2 separate regions of the Homo sapiens genome follow, and region 1 is linked to region 2. The links are chromatin loops, found by intact Hi-C in ENCODE. Cell type or tissue: IMR-90. All regions are shown on one strand. Each heading gives the region's core, and the rest is flanking DNA. Links, peaks and the distances in the headings are about the cores only.

What was found. A loop is a pair of places that touch in the nucleus more often than their neighbours do. Peaks named below come from ENCODE experiments on the same cell type or tissue, not always from the same donor. Only the 100,000 strongest peaks of a DNase experiment are listed, where the experiment ranks them.
Region 1: it touches region 2 in a loop (2.0-fold over the local background); 5 of 110 quality-filtered maps call a loop at or near these places.

What each region holds. Positions count from the first base shown.
Region 1 is chr12:76,325,885-76,334,225 of GRCh38, forward strand. No RefSeq gene overlaps it. Among named protein-coding and RNA genes, the nearest start is that of BBS10, 18 kb to the right of the region's middle. In IMR-90, for the core only: no CTCF peak of the experiment used is centred there; a DNase peak (open chromatin) is centred at 3,457; H3K27ac peaks cover 175 bases.
Region 2 is chr12:76,274,146-76,282,486 of GRCh38, forward strand. The region is part of intron 1 of LNCOG (lncRNA osteogenesis associated); the gene reads left to right. Among named protein-coding and RNA genes, the nearest start is that of LNCOG, 18 kb to the left of the region's middle. In IMR-90, for the core only: no CTCF peak of the experiment used is centred there; DNase peaks (open chromatin) are centred at 816 and 3,526; H3K27ac peaks cover 1,031 bases.

The DNA of each region.
Region 1 (8,341 bases), core at 17-8,016, 52 kb after region 2:
AATGTTTTGTATTTTTAGTAGAGACGGGGTTTCACTGTGTTAGCCAGGATGGTCTCGATCTCCTGACCTCGTGATCTGTCCACCTCGGCCTCCCAAAGTGCTGGGATTACAAGTGTGAGCTCAGCCTTTTGTTGCTGTTTTTAATATCAGGTATAGTTTTTGATGTCCAGTCTCCAATTTGATCACTCCTGAGAATACTTAAGTTCCATTCAACAAGTGTCAGGACCTTCAAGGTTCTTGCCCTCTCCATCTAATTGACCACCGTCAAGTCATTTAACATCGTCCACAGCCTACTCTGATCTCTTACGCCAGTGTCCAGGCCTCACCTCACAGATGCTGTCTTCAGTGTCTGCCTTGTTTCCCACCTGGTCCCTGCTGTCCGTCCAGCCTTGCCTTGTTCCTCTCCCCACCCCACTCCAACTCTGCATACTTCTGCTTGTCCAAGTCTCCTTCCACACAGACTCCTAAGAGCCTGCCTGCAAGAAGTCGCTGTGCCAAGCAGTTATTTCCAGATAGACCCAGACGCTGGGCCGTGTGTGTTCCACATCTGGCCTGTCCTTCACCTAAGCCACAAGCATTTTTTTGAGAATTTCTCATGCCCCAATTCCTGTAGAAAATCCACATTTACTCCACACTCACTCACCTCACATATTGGACAAATGCATTGAGGGGCCACCATGTCTCCAGAGGTAGGCTGCTGAATTGTGAGTGATACAGTAGAAAAATGATGGATTTTTTTTCTTCATTCAGATCTGGATCTGAATCCTGACTGTGTCACTTATTACCAGAATGATTTCAAAAATTCCTTGCCTTCTGTGAACCGGAGTTTCATCTTGTATAAAATGGAAATAAAATACTTCCTTTATAGGAATTGTGGGATTATTTTTATTTTTATTTTATTTATTTATTAAAAAACAGAGATGGGTCTCATTATGTTGCCCAGGCTGGTCTCAAACTCCTGGACTCAAGCCATCCTCCCATCTCGGCCTCCCAAAGTGTGAGAATTAACAGGCATGAGCCACCTCGCCTGGTCGTGATTATTTTTTAAAAAATTTATAAGAGGGTCAGGCGCAGTGGCTCACACCTGTAATCCTAGCACTTTGGGAGGCCAAGGTGGGCGCATCATGAGGTCAGGAGTTCGAGACCAGCCTGACCAACATGGTGAAACCCCGTCTCTACTAAAAATACAAAAATTAGCTAGGCATGGTGGTGCGTGGCTGTGTCCCAGCTACTTAGGAGGCTGGGGCAGGAGAATCGCTTAAACCCAGGAGGCGGAGGTGCAGAGAGCCGAGATCACGTCACTCCACTCCAGCCTGGGCAACAGAGCTAGACTCCGTCTCAAAAAAAAAAAAAAAAAATTATATAAGAACACCAAGCTCCAAGCTCCATAAAGAATAGTTCCTTCTTTTCTCCTTCCTGAAGTGAGACTCATCTATTTTCATAGCTTTAACTATTATCTCTATGCAGCTAACTCCTAAATTCAATGGATATTTATTGCATTAAAAATGACTATGCCAGAGAGTTTAGAGAACTTGGTGGCTGCAGTCAACTGAAGGGTGGCCCCCAAAAATATGTCCACACCCGAATCTTTAGAACCTGTGATTATTACCTTATATGGCAAAACATGTGATTAAATTAAGGATTTTTGAGAGGATGATCTTAGCCTGGATTATCCAGGTAGGCTCTAAATCCAGTGATAAGCATCCTCATAAGGGTGAGGTCAAGGGAGATTTGACAGGAGAGGAGGACGAGGCAATGTCACCATAGAGACAGAGCTGGACATGATATGACGACAAACTAAGCTGCTCCTGGAGCTCCCAGAAGCTGGGAGAGGTAAGAAACAGATTTTCCTCAAGAGCCTTCTGAGGGAGAACAGCCCTCCAATGCCTTCAGTGAGATTTCTGGCCTTCAGAACTGTGAGAGAATAAGTTTATGTTGTTTTAAGCCATCCAGTTTGTGATCATTTGCTTTTTCATTTTTTTGGCAGGTGATGGGGTCTCACTATGTTGCCCAGGGTGGTCTTGAACTCCTGGGCTCAAGCAATTCTCCTGCCTCAGCCTCCCACATAGCTGAAATTACAGGCATGTGCCATCATGCCTGGCCTGATTTGTTAAGCAGTCACAGGAAACAAATAAAGTGATAGGGAGGACCCTGAGATAACTGCTAATTTGGGGTTTGAGTGATTACAATAGGAGATGGCGCCCTTTTCCAAGTGTGGAAATAGAAGAGCAGGTTGAAGGAAGAAGCTGGTGAATTCAGTTTTGGACATGCTGAGTGTTGGAACAATCTTCCATGGGTCTCTTGTGATCCTTTACATCTGAATATGCTAAGAATGTAAGGCCTTGACAACTCTTTTGTTTCATTTTTGAGGCAGGGTCTCACTCTGCCACACAGGCTGGAGTGCAGTGGTACGATCTCAGCTCACTGCAACATCCGCCCTCTGTGTTCAAGTGATTCTTGCACCTCAGCCTCCTGAGAAGCTGGGATTACAGTTGCCCGCCCCCATGCCTGGCTAATTTTTGCATTTTTAATAGAGATGGGGTTTCACCATGTTGGCCAGTCTGGGCTCAAACTCCTGACCTCAAATGATCCGCCTGCCTTGGCCTCCCAAAGTGCTGGGATTACAGGCGTGAGCCACTGTGCCCAGCTGGCCTTGACCACTCTTTACCTGGGCCATATCTCAGCCTTCTTTTTGCAGTGAGCAACCTTGAAGGACTCCTTCCAGAACAGGCAGCAAGCTTGCTCATTGCCTGCTATAAAATAGTAGGTTCCTCAAGCTTCCTGTCCTTTCTTGTAACACAATCAACTGCATGTGCAGGCCTCCATCGGGCCCCCCAATTCATCTTCATGGGATTTGGGGTGCAAGGGTAATTGATGCCAGCATGCTAATGCTCATGCTGCTTGCTGTGCTGTGAGTAAAAAGGACCTTTGTCTCTGACTCAGTTTCTTCTGTCTGCATCCATAAAATAGTAACAGGCTAACTTATTTGCTTGAAAGTAGTATAAAATCAAAAGTCAACTGGACCCTGAGTTGAGGGGCCTTGGGGTCTTCCTGTTTCCTGGAAACACCAACTAGGGAGTTGAATAAATAGGTCTGCAGCTCACCAGAGACATTTGGGCTAGAGATAACAGATTTGGAAATTATCAGCTGAGCAGTCATAGTCAAAGCCAAGAATTTAAATCCTGCTACCCAGGAAAATTTTATTAAGTGAAAAGAGGAGAAGAAGAGAAGAAGAGAAGAGGAGAGAAGAGAAGAGAAAGCTAAAGAAACCTGAGGAACACTAACATTTGCGGGTCAAAAAGAAGAACTCAAAAATTAGACAAAAATGATTCAAATATTTTCCTACTGACTCAGCTTTTGTATCTCAGGAATCCTCCACTTACTGACTTTGACTCCTTCCCCTGCATCTAATCAGTGTCAATTCCAGCTAATCTTTGAGTCACACTTTGTCCCACGCCCATCCCTTCTTCCCATTCCTATCTGACATTCTAGTTTATACTCCACATCTATTGCATCAGTTCTTTGCCATAACCTCTTAATAGGTCTCTTTGCTTCCTGCTAATACCCACTAAAATCCATCCCACACAGTGCTGCCAGGTTAATTTTCTTAAAATATTCCTTGGGTTGACTCACTCTTCCTTGTTAGAAATGGTCAATATTTCCCTGGTATGTCATGATTCCTATTCTGTTTTTCTCTACCCATTGATCCTGATTCTTAATGAAAAACAGGAACTGGCATCATAGGGAATAAAATTTAACTGTGAGAGACAAGAAAAAGGACAGGGGAAGGATAAAAAAGAAAAGGAGAACTTAGGTTGTGAGGAGAGGTTGACTTTGCTGGGGGTATTGGAAATAAGTCTTGTTCGGGGATATGCAAACTATGGCCTGCGGGCCAAATGCAGCCTGCCACCTATTATTGCTAATAAAGTTTTATTGAAACACAGCCATATCCATCATTAACATATTGTCTATGGCTGCTTTTGTGGCTACAGCTGCAGAGTGAAATAATTACAACAGATCCTATCCGGCCCGCAAAGACTAAAATATTTACTATCTGGTTCTTTACAGAAAAAATTCGCCAACCCTTGGTCTAGTTATAGCTGCAATATGTGAGAGATATTAGACCTCAAGAAATGTAGAAAAGGATATTATAGGAAATTATGCTTGGGATTACCAATTGGATAGATCCCTGTGGACAGCCTTTGAAAGATTCCAGCAAAGATTTGAATTACTTTTAATTGCTGGACTGTTTCTTTGAATATATTTTCTCAGACTCTGCGCCATGAGGCAATCCCAATTAAATGTCCTTTGTGTATTGATCCCTTAGCATCTTTATTTACATTATTTCTCTCTCTTGAAATTTCCCCTCTAGCTTACTTTCATGTCTGGCTTATTCCTTTACATCCTTTCCTTCAAATTCCGACTCAAGTTTACTTTCCTTTGATAAGCTTTCTCTGTCCTTTATTGCCCACAGTAAGCTCTCACCTCACATGATAAAAGCTGCATTTAATCAGCACTCCCCCATTCAACCTTTACATACCGCTATGTATTTTTGGTTAATCTTTTCATGGTGTGAGGCTTTCTCCCTATGAAATCACAAGCTTATTGAAGTCAAGAACTGTGTCTTACGTATCTTTTCATCCCCCACAGCTTCTGGCAAAGGGAATTGCATAAAATTGTGCTTGATAAATTTGCTTATAATTAGTGAAAGCAGGAGAAATACAAGAAAACAGATTTTCCAACTTCCAAGCCCTATAGAAGTGCTATGCCCCAACACTGTGACATATTAATGTCTGGCTCAGTTTTTAAGCAACTGAATTTGTTAGGTAAAAGTCCCAAATCTTTTAATGAGAACATGAAGGTGATTGGGCTATGATGTCTGTCACCTTGTTGGCTGCTAGGCTTGATTTTGTGCTCCCTTGCTCCTGAACCTCTCCTGAAGCTGCCTGCCCAAAGAGAGGGGTAGGGGGTCTTCCATACAAGTGGCTAACAGGTATATCTAAAAGTGCTGCACATCACTAATCATCAAGGAAATGCAAATTAAAACTATAAGGATATATCACTTCTCACCTGTTAGAATGGCTACTATCAAAAAGACAAACGTTAACAAGCATTGACAAGAATATGGAAAAAAAGACAACTTTTGTACACAATTGGTGGGAATGTAGATTAGTACAGCCATTATGAAAAACAGTGTGGAGATGTTTCAAAAAATTAAAAATAGAACTACCATGTTTCAGTAATCCCACTACTGGGTACATATGCAAAGGAAATGAAATCAACATGTTGAGGGGATAGCAGCACTTCCATGTTTACTGCAGCACTATTCACAATCGCCGGGATTCGGAATCCACCTAAGTGTACATCAATACATGAATGAATGAAGAGAAATGTGGTATACATACACAACGGAGTACTATTCAGCCATAAAAAAGAAGAAATCCTGACATTTGTGACAACATGGATGAACCTGAAAGACATGATGTTAAATGAAATAAGCCAGCCAGAGGAAGACAAATACTGCATGGTCTCATTTAGACACAGAGTCTACTTCTATGTAATCTCATAGAAGTAGCCAGTAGAATGATGGTTACCAGGGAATAAGGTGGTTGGGAATAAGTTGAAAGCATCTACTGTACAACTGGACGACTATAGTTCATTACATATTGTATTCTTGAAAAATGCCGAGAGTGGATGTCAAGTGTTATCCCAAAAATAGCTCTGCAAGGTAATGCATACGTTAATTAGCTAAATTCAATCATTTCACAATGTATATATACTTCACATCATGTAGTACACAGTAAATACATACAATTTTATCTGTTAATTTAAAAAATTTAAAAAATAACCAAAGAGGGGCATCTGCTCAGATAGGACAGTTCTGTTGTCAAGTGTATAGTAGCCTTTTGTTAGAGCAATCGGTGATCATGAGAAGTGTAGGCTAATGTCCTAATTTTCTGTTTTACGACACGGTCTTCTGCTATTGTGCCATATATTTCTTTTTTATTTTAAAAAAACCTTTTTATTGAAGTATAGCATATATATAAATGCAAATAAGTGTATAGCTTGATGAATAACAAACTGAACACGTTTATGTAACCAGATCCCAGATAAATAGAACATTATCCATACCAAGAAATCCACAACATGCTCTCTTTCAGTCACTAGATCCCCTTGCTGCCCTGCAAGGGGACTGTTGCACTGGCCTGCAATAGCATTGACTAGCTTTTCCAGGTTTGATGCTTTACATAGGTGAAATCATACAGTATATACTTTTGTACCTGCCTTCTTTTATTTATGAGGTCAATTCACAGTATTGTGTGTAGTTGTGGGCTGTCATTCCCATTGCTTTGTAATGAATAAATCAATGGTAGCATATTTATATAGTGGAATACTATACATTTCATTTTCATTAACAACATCTTACATTGAAAACCTTGAGAGCTCAGCTGTTGAAGTCCAATGCTGCAATGATCAATGTTCTTCTCAAATCTTTAATTTCACAAAAGCTTAATGGCATCAGTGTCGTGCCTAAGGATAATATCTCAAGTACTATATCAGCTTCTGAGTTAGGAAAACCTGTTTTGCTTTATATCTGTTAAAGGTTTTGTAACAAAATAATAGTCTTTTAAATTCCATTGTTAAGCATCACTGTTATCTTAGAATCGTATTTATACAACAAACTTTTCAGAATAAAAACAGAGCAATCAAAAAAGAGCATTTATATTACATAGTCACTTGATTCATTACCTCTAAAATGTTCCTTCCCTTTGTGTTTTGCAAAGTTATGAAAATTTGTTACTTTAATACCAAAAACTCTACTAAATTTAATTTACTTTGAAATGTGTTTATCTCTCCCACCAAAACACACACACACACACACACAGCTCACTATCATTGACTGGGAGGTTTTACTTACAGATAACCACTGGACAGCTTAAGCCTCGTGATGACAGTCTTCTTTTGATGTGACAGGAATTACACCTGTTTGGATGAAATCCAAAACCCATATCATAGAAAAATTCACTATGTTATGGTACCCCTCTGTTAAAGTGCCTGCATAAAAGTGTCTTTTTTTTTTAAAAAAAAAAAGGTCCAGTTTATTGAGGCATAATTTACTTATAGTAAAATTCATCCTGTTCAGTCCACAGTTCTATAAGTTCTGATGAGCACATACAGTTTTGTAGCCATCACCACAGTCAAGATACACAACAGCCCATCATCCCCAAAAGTCCATTCATTCCCCTTCATAGTTAATCCTTACCCCAGACTCTATTCCCTGGCAACCACTGATTTCACATAAGCATATAAAATGTTTTCTTCTCTTCCTTTATTAGAGACAGATGAGTAGGGTGAGGTCTGACTCCTTGTTCCCTCTTGATAGGGTTTGACTGTGTCCTCACCCAAATCTCAACTTGAATTGTATCTCCCAGAATTCCCACTTGTTGTGGGAGGGACCCAGGGAGAGGTAATTGAATCATGGGGGCCAGTTTTTCCTGTGTTATTCTCCTGGTAGTGAATAAGCCTCATGAGATTTGATGGGTTTATCAGGGGATTTCTGCCTTTGCTTCTTCTTCATTTTTCTCTTGCTGCCACCATGTTAGAAGCTCCTTTTTCCTCCCGCCATGCTTCTGAGGCCTCCCCAGGCATATGGAACTGTAAGTCCAATTAAACCTCTTTTTCTTCCTAGTCTTGGTATATCTTTATCAGCAGCGTGAAAATGGACTAATACACCTCTCCTGCATCCAAGTGCAGCCTCCCCTGCCCCAGCCATGCTGGCCTCCTCAGTGCCTTGTCCTCTCCACACCTCCGCCCACAAGTCTCATGTCTGTTGAATACTTCACCTAGAACTCTCTTCTCTTCCTTCTGCACCTCATCAACTCTTACTCAACCCTGAGATCTCAGTGTCAACATAATTTCCTCAGAGAAACTTTCCTGATTAGATCAAATCCCTCTACTGTGCACCATGCATATATTGAGGCAGCAATTTTACATTTGTTTATGTAACATTTGATTCATGTCAATCTTCCCCATTTTTAAACTGTGAGCTTCATGAGGGCAGGAATTCTATGAGTTTTGCTCATTGTTTAATCCTGAGTGTGCAGCCCAGGAGGGTACTCAATGAAGACTCAGTAAATGCATATATGTTTCCAAGCCAGCATGGTTCTTGATGTTTACCTTTGACCCTTTAAAGTGTAAGATAAGGTCGATCTTATTGTTTCTGTTTTACTGACTTAATGATTTTAAACCACATCCATAAATTCTTTGACACTCCTCCCTCTAATAAAGAGTGGAGACTAATTCCCCTCACCTAGAGTGTGAGCTGACTCTGTGACTCACT
Region 2 (8,341 bases), core at 129-8,128:
ATGGTTCCTGGTCCTTTTTTCGCTTCTTCAGAGCGTTCCCTGAAACTCTACCTGACATATGTGGTCAACCAGTTGCCCCAAGGAACTCTGAACCATGCTTCTGTGGGGTTGTTCTGGGGTCCTGTGGCTGGGCCCCTGTTCCAGGAGGGAAGCAGATTGCTCCTACTGGCCTGTGTGACATACATGGGCCTGTGCATTGGCACTTGTTACCTTGCAATCCTATCTCTGGTCTCTAGCACCCAAGGGTAAGGAGAGTGTTAACAGAATCTTTTACTACCAGTCCCACCACACCTTTTACAGGCTAGGATAACACATGTCAGGAAGTCCTCTGGGGTGACCCCAGGTCTGTTTCTTCTGAGAGCTTCTGAGGCTGTTGCTGCACAGTGTTGCCTCTGATTGATGGATATGGTGATGCTGTGCTCTCCCAGGTTGGTCTTAAGGTCTGACAGATGATAGATATTCCTTGGATGAATGGGATTGTACTTTTCCTGCCAAGCCTAGAGGTTCCTTTCCTCTCTTCCCTACAGAAAGCAGTGTGGGAGGCAGAAGTGTGTCCAAAATTAAAAGAGATGACATTCTAGGAATGCAATGATTATGGCCTCAAGAGTTCAAAAGAAAACATGATTGGAATATGTGTTAATTTACATTTGTGGTATAAAAGTCTGAACAATAAATTTAACGTGAGCAGAAAATCAGATTATTGCTCACATTTTCCTGCACGCCCTGGGTAACAGGCGCATTTGTGGTCATCATCAAGGAAGCACCATAACAACCTCTGAGAGAGTCACTGGAAATCAGCATTCACAGTCAACATGATGGATGATGTCATGTCATGAGTAAGAATGTAACCAGCACAAAATAACTGGTACTAGGAAACTGGAAGAGGAAAAAGATCTACATTGTTTCTATACAAATAGCTTGCAAAGAACCATGCCATTGTGAGTAATAACTACAGTGCTACTTTTTTCTTTCAGTGGGAGATATAAATTAGCCAGGAACAGCATATTTAACAATAAAGAGTATGAGGAGATAGTTCCGAGACCTGAACAGGAGCTGATGGGGCCTGGACATTACGAAGAATTTTTCAATGCACTGATTGGATAGAAAATGGCTATGTGTACCCTCTACCCATTTTCTAAATCTTTATCAGTTAATCACCTTTCATAGGTTCATAAATTTTATAATACATTTCAAATCAAATTGATTATACAGACATGCCTCCCCCACCAGACTCCAAATTTGCCCATAGACTCACACACCCTAGGGGTGTGGGGCATGCTGAGCTAAGACCTTCACCATGTCTTGCTTAATGTTTGGTCCTAACTGGTCTACCTCCTTCTTAATCTCTTCACTTTCTAGTGTATTTCCCAAACTGCCAGAGTGTTCTTTCTAAAATGCAAATCTGATCAAGTTTTCCCTGTTTATAACCCTTCAATGTCTAGGAAACCAAACTGAAATTCCTTAGGTTGGAATGTAATTTTCTTCATGACCTGGCCCCTCCTTGTCTGTTTTGCCTGACCTTACACAATACCCCAGTAGTTACTCTATGTTCTAACCCTAACAGGATTAGAACTACAACAGGAAGTTTTCCACATCCTCAGTGTTCTTAAACATTCTTCCCTCTCTTAGATTCCCTTAACATTACTAGTCTTCCTAAATGATTCCTATGTGTCGGGGAATACTCAGGTTCCCAGCACCACCTCCCTGAATGCCTTCTTCCAGCCCACAAAAGGAAAGCAGAAGTCAGTATTGCCAGAGAGAGGGGAGGGAGGAAGGGAAGGTGGAGTTGAGGTCAGAGGGTGTGGGGTGCAGTTCACAGAATCCCTGAAAGGATTATATTCTGCGTGAGGTAGTAACACATTTGGTGTCTGCAATGAATTGAGCCTCCCCAAATCCACATGGTTACGTAGTCTTTTCCTAACTCCCGATCGAGGCTGGTTCTATGATCCACTTAACCAACAGAACAACACAGAATTGGCGGAGATGTGCCTGTCTGGGGCCTAAGTCATCAGAAGCCATGACAGTTTCTGCTTTTGTGCTTTGGAGATCCCTGGGTGCCGTGTAAGATGTTCAGCTACCCTGCTAGGGAGACCCTGTGAGGAGGCCATATGGAAGAGGAGAGGCCATGAGACTACATAGTGAGAGCAAGAGACTCAGTCATCAGCAGCCCAGCTGAGCACAGCTTCCAGCTCTCTTTGCCAAGGGCCAGATATAGGAATGAAGCATCTTGGATGTTCCAGACCCATCCACAGCTGCATAAGAGTCCTGTGAGACATCCATCTGAGCCCAGTCAACCCATGGAATCATGAAAAATAATAAAGTTTGTATCAAGCTACTAAGCTAACTGATGATAACAGAACCAGGACTCAACAGGTGAGACAGGGTCTTGGCATCAAGCATCTACAAGAAAATATTAGGTGGAGGATATGCAGGAACTACTATTTGCAAACTCCAGTCTGGCATCATAAAGCAGGACTCAGAAACTGGATGGACAGGCAGAGTGCACCACTACCAGGCATCCGGCATGGCATTACACACGCTTCTCTGTTGACCTAGCCAAACTCTCCCACTCCCTGATCCATTCTCACCCTTGACTGAGAGAGATGAGAAGACAGCTGAAAGATGAACACGTTCAGTGTGACATCTACCCATAGCTGGGACAGGCAGTAAGGCAAGGTGACCATCCAGCTGGCAAGAAGGCTGAGGACAGGAAGCCAATATCTGATTAGATGTTACAGCAGAAATGGCCGAAACTGATTACCAGTTAGTCCTTTGCTCTTTTGGTCAAGGGCACAGATTCCATCCCAGTTAATTTGGCTTTAGTCCATGGCCACAGACTGAACCTTTAACCCAGCCAGCTGTCCTAATTGGATGTCCTCCCTTGGATGTCTGGGAAAGATAGGACAAGACACAATGTCTTTTGTCTGGGAAAGGCTGTGTGTGAGTGGGTTTGTCTGTAACAGTGGCATCATCAAAAAATAACTGGGTTCTAAAATGCATCCACTCATCTCCTTCCTCCCCACCTCCCCACAGGCCAGTCTAAATTTGTTCATTTATTTGAATTCCCTATTTCTGTTCATAGGACCAGCAGTCTTTCCCCAGTCCCTTAGGTTTAAAACTTTGACATCACTTTTGAAGTCTCTCTTCTCTCTCCCCTACACCCAAGCTAAACTAATATGGCTCACTTCTGCAACATCTCTTAGCTCTTTCCCTCTTTTCTATTTTCACAGTTCTAGTCAAGGTATGTATGACTCTTAAATGGAGATTTTCAATGCTTCTTAACTAGTATTGCAGCTTCTACCCTTTTTTCTCCTTTCTTCAATCCAACTTTCACATCCCTGCCTAGAATACCTTCTGATAATGTCATTTTCCAACACTCAGTTCATCAGTGTTTTTCTAATACCTGCAGCAGGCTTGCAAACTGGAAGACCGTCAGGTGATTTAAATGTGAGACACGACTGAGCGTAAGACACTAGGGTGCTGCATAGCTCCTCCGGCAGGTGCAGAGTGTGAATCCTGCTGAAGGCATTTCCTGTCTTTATTTTTATAGCTAGTGTTCTGACCAGACAAACCACAAAATTCCACAAAATAAAGGCCAAATTCTTCAGTCTAACATTTAAAGCTTTCCATGATTAGATTCCAACTTACTTTTCCAGACACAGAGCTTTTAATGTCAGTATGTAGCTCAGAGATGGTATGTATAGGGTACATGTGCCACCACACTTCCATCCCTGGTCCATGGAAGATATTCCCACTAATCGTAGGACCACTAATCATGGTCCTCTTTCCTGTTGGGCTCAGATACAGCCTCCAGATCGTCCCCAAGAGAGCATCTATGAGCCAGAGGTGCTTAATGTATCCATTAAAACCTATTTGCCATTGTGTACAAGCTCACATCTGATCACTTTCAGCCCATGCCGAATCCCCTCGGTCCACTGTACTGTGCTTGTCATGCAGACCAGAGGACTTCAGCATTTTGAAATAAACACCTTGGTTAGCTGGTTCTCTCTGACCCACTCTCAGCTACCACACAGGCTGCTCCGCTGTAGGCTCAGTCCCGTTTTAGGTGAGTTGCCCCCTGGTCGCTTCAGGTCATGGCAGGAGACTGATCCTGATCCTGGTAGTTTGCTCCAGAGAGAGAGGCTTGGATGAGGGTCTTATCTTAGCTAAAGCAGATTTCATGACAAGCCTCCCATCCCTGTACCCCTCTTCCAACCCCTGTAGTGGCAAATGCTGAGGGCTGATCTCAGGGAGACCCTACCCCACTGACGCTACTGTTTTAGATGAACCAACTCACAAAACAACTGGTGCACAACATCCAGTCTGTTCATGACCATTGGTGAACGTCATCTGTTTGTGTGTTCAAGCTCCCTAAAAGCCTCATAATCTAGGTTGCTGCTTGGGCTTGGCATGGTAGTGTGTGTGGCTGTGGGAGATGTTCATGCTATACAAAATGCCCAAATGCCCATGCCACACAGAGTGGGTGGCAGGATTTCCCTTTGAGGAGCTCTATGTGCATTCCTTCAATGACTGGGGGTCTACTTCACTTTTTCATATTCCATTGGGGCCTGCACATTCCAGAGAGCCCAGTTTTCCTCTCTGTTTGGCAAGACTTATTCTTTCTCCTAAAGTAACTGACTGTCGTATTTGTTTTAAAAGAGCGAGTAAGACAGATGCTAATAATATCACATAGACTAACTCAAAAACTCAAGGGAGGGGAAGCGGGGGAAAGAACCATTTATTTTATGGTCGATGGAGTCAGTTTGTCTTATGATCTTATCAAGAGTTCTGCAGCCTGGTACCTGCCACGTTGGCTATCACACCTGCTTTGTGTGGATATCATGCCTTAAAGACAGGCTTGAATATGGCAATTTAATATGATGGAGGTCTCCTTTATGTGCCATCCTAAGTGCCACTCTGATTGCCTACATAGGTTAACATGCCTCTTGCAAAGCCTTAGAATGATTGAGTCACTGGAGCAACAATGGCTAGTCATGCAGCAGGTGTGATAGTTAATTTTTGGTGTTATCAAATGCTGCACCACAGCTGGCAGCCCTGATCTCACAGACCTCTATGGTCTTAGCCTACTGAGTATCTTTCATCTTTTCAGAATTTCTGGGGTTGATTTTTTTTTTAACTTAGGAATAAATTCTGCTATGGACTGAATGTTTTCCCCCTCCCCCGCCAAATTCATACATTGAAGCCCTAATCGCCAGTGAGATGGTATCTGGAGGTAGAGCCTTTGGAACATAATTAGATCATGAGCGTGGATCCCTCATGAATGGGATCAGTGCTCAATAAGCAACATGAGAGAAATGACCTCTGTCTCCATCATGTGAGGATACAGCAAGAAGGTGGCCATCTGCAAATCAGGAAGAGAACCCTCATCAGACCCCACATCTGCCAGAACTTTGATCTTGAACTTCCAGCTTCCAAAACTGTGAGAAATAAATTGAGTATAAGCCACCCAGTCCATAGTAATTTGTTATAGCAGGCCAAAACTGACTAGAAGTTTCACACAAGAATTAGTTACATTTGAAGAGAAGGAAAGAGATAAAACCTCTGTTAAGGACTGGTTTTCCAGGAAGAGTGATTATTTCCATCCATACAGAGGTGGAGGGAGGGCATTATATGCATGACAATTCCCCCTCAGAATGAGGTGTTACTGTTGATGTTTATCTTTAACAAAGACAAAGACATTAGTGAGATGGTGTTTACAACTGAGGTGGCTTCATGGAAAAGGCAGAACTTAGTGGGAATGAACCTCTTTTCACTACAAGCTTGTTCGTCATTGAGGATTCACCTCAACTGAAATTGTAGGGTCAATTCCAGCCTCAGGTGGCCAAGGCCTCCCATCTGATTCCTGCCCGGGCTCAGGACACATGCACTTTCCCCTGGGCTAGGGCCAGGTGGAAGGTGCTCATTTGCCTTGATGTCCCTAGAGTGCAGAGGATTGCATTTTATAAAACTAATGAAGGATTTAAACTAATATACTAATAAACTAATGGAGGATATATAACTAATGAAGGATCTGATCCCTGCCCTGGTTCAGGACACATGCACTTTCCCCTGGGCTAGGGCCAGGTGGAAGGTGCTCGTTAGCCTTGATGTCCCCAGAGTGCAAAGGATTGCATTTTATAAAACTAATAAAGGATTTAAAGGTAATTTTTCATTATTTTTCTCTATTTAATTGATATAATCACTTTTTTGTGAGGAAAATACAGTTTAACCAAGGCAGATACTATGTCACCCCTACACCTCTACAACTGTTTGATCACCCATAGGGTAACTCAATTAATGTAACACAGCAGCAGGAAGGAGTCATGCCTGAAACAGCCTCCCAGCCGAGGCTCTGTGGGCTAAAGGAGGGGGACAATGGCTGGTGAGGGGGAGACAGATTTGTGCTATTTAACAAAATGTTTGCAAAACAATGATCTAGTAAATACACTGGAAACTTACAAAATTATGTTCCTCTCCTGATCATTGTAGGGATTTTAGGGGTTTTTTTTAATAGTTAAAATTTTATTAGGAAACAGGAATATTCAGAAAAGACTGAAAAAAATCACAAGATATTATGAAGAATTAATTAGGAAAAAGCCTAGCGAGAAGGCTGTAACATAACAGACATACAGTGGACCCGGGAACAACTTGGGTTTGAATGTGTGGGACCACTTAGACGCAGATTTTCTGCCACCTCTGCCACTCCTGGAACAAGACCAACTCCTTCCTCCTCCTCCTCCTCCTCCTTAGCCTGCTCAACATGAAGACAAGGATGAAGATCTTTCTGATGATTTCTTCCATTTAATAAATAGTAAATATATTCCCTTTTTCTGATTTTTTAAATAATATTTTCTTTCTCTTGCTTATCTTATTGTAAGAATTCAGTATATACTACTTATAGCATACAAAATGTGTGTTGTTTATGTTATCAGTAAGACTTCCCGTCAACAGTAGGCTATTAGTAGTCAAGTTTTGGGGGAGTCAAGTTATCTGTGGATTTTCAAGGGCTCAGGGGGTCAGTGCCCCGAATCCCCATGTTGTTAAAGGCTCAATTATGATTTATTTCATGGCATCAGGAGTCAATCTCTTGATACTTCTAGTTTTCTCAAAGCCACCTTTTATGTTCATCATTGTTCAATTTATTTCCCAGCAAATATGTAAGTTTTTTATTGCCATATATAAAGTTACAGTGCATCTCCTGTGTTCTGTCTTATCCTTCATCCCCCTAAATGCTGCTTTAAATGGCAGGCCAGGGTGTAGGGTGTTTGATGTTCTCTGAGTTAGCATGAGTTCTGAGCTGTAAGTAAATCATACATGTACTACGTAATTCATGAATTATTTATTTTTGCTTGTGCTTTCTATAGAACACTATGTATCAAAATCAAATTCAAAGTACTTTAATCTTAGGTGATTTCAGATCATTAAAATAACTGGCTATCCAGCCTTGCAGGAAAGGTTTTTTTTTTTTTTTTAATCTATGTCTCCATAAAGGTTCTGACCAGCTAGAAGAAGTAGCAGTCTTCCCCACATTTACTTATGCCACAGAGGTGATGGATCAGCCACAGAGAACACAAGGAGCTTAAAGAAATCGAGTCCTGGTCAGGCGTAGTGGCTCACGTCTATAATCCCAGCACTTTGGGAGGCCGAGGCAGGCGGATCACCTGAGGTCAGGAGTTCAAGACCAGCCTGGACATCATGGTGAAACCTCGTCTCTACTAAAAATACAAAAATTAGCTGGGTGTGGTGGCACACACGTGTAATCCCAGCTACTTGGGAGGCTGAGGCAGGAGAATCGCTTGAACCCAGGAGTCAGAGGTTGCAGTGAGCCGAGATCACATCACTGCACTCCAGCCTGTGTGACAGAGCGAGATTCCTTCTAAAAAATAAAAATAAGGGAAAATGTTCTCCTGCTCTCTGGGTTCCATTAACACCTGACTTTTTTAAACTTTAATTTCAAAAAATTGACATAAAATGTTATGTACTTATATACAGCTTTAAATCAGTTTCTCTCTTCTCTGATACCCTAGGAAACAATAACTCCTGCTGTGGTAGCATTTTCTAATAGACCTTGCTGCGTGTCAAGAAGTGAAAGTTGACCCAGAATTAAAGACTCCTGTTTTCTTTACCACCTTCTCTTTCTCTCTTGCTTTCTAAGTTGTTTCTAAAGGTAAAGATCCTAGAGAGGCCTGATAAACAGAGAACTCCAGTAAGACCCACCTATGCTTTATAGGAACAGGTTCTCATATCCTCTCTGATGTTTGTCCCTTGGTGGGTTTGTGTTGCAATGTACCTGCTGTTCTGTAGGTGGGAGTCTGTGGGTAGGGGGTACCCTAAGGTCTGG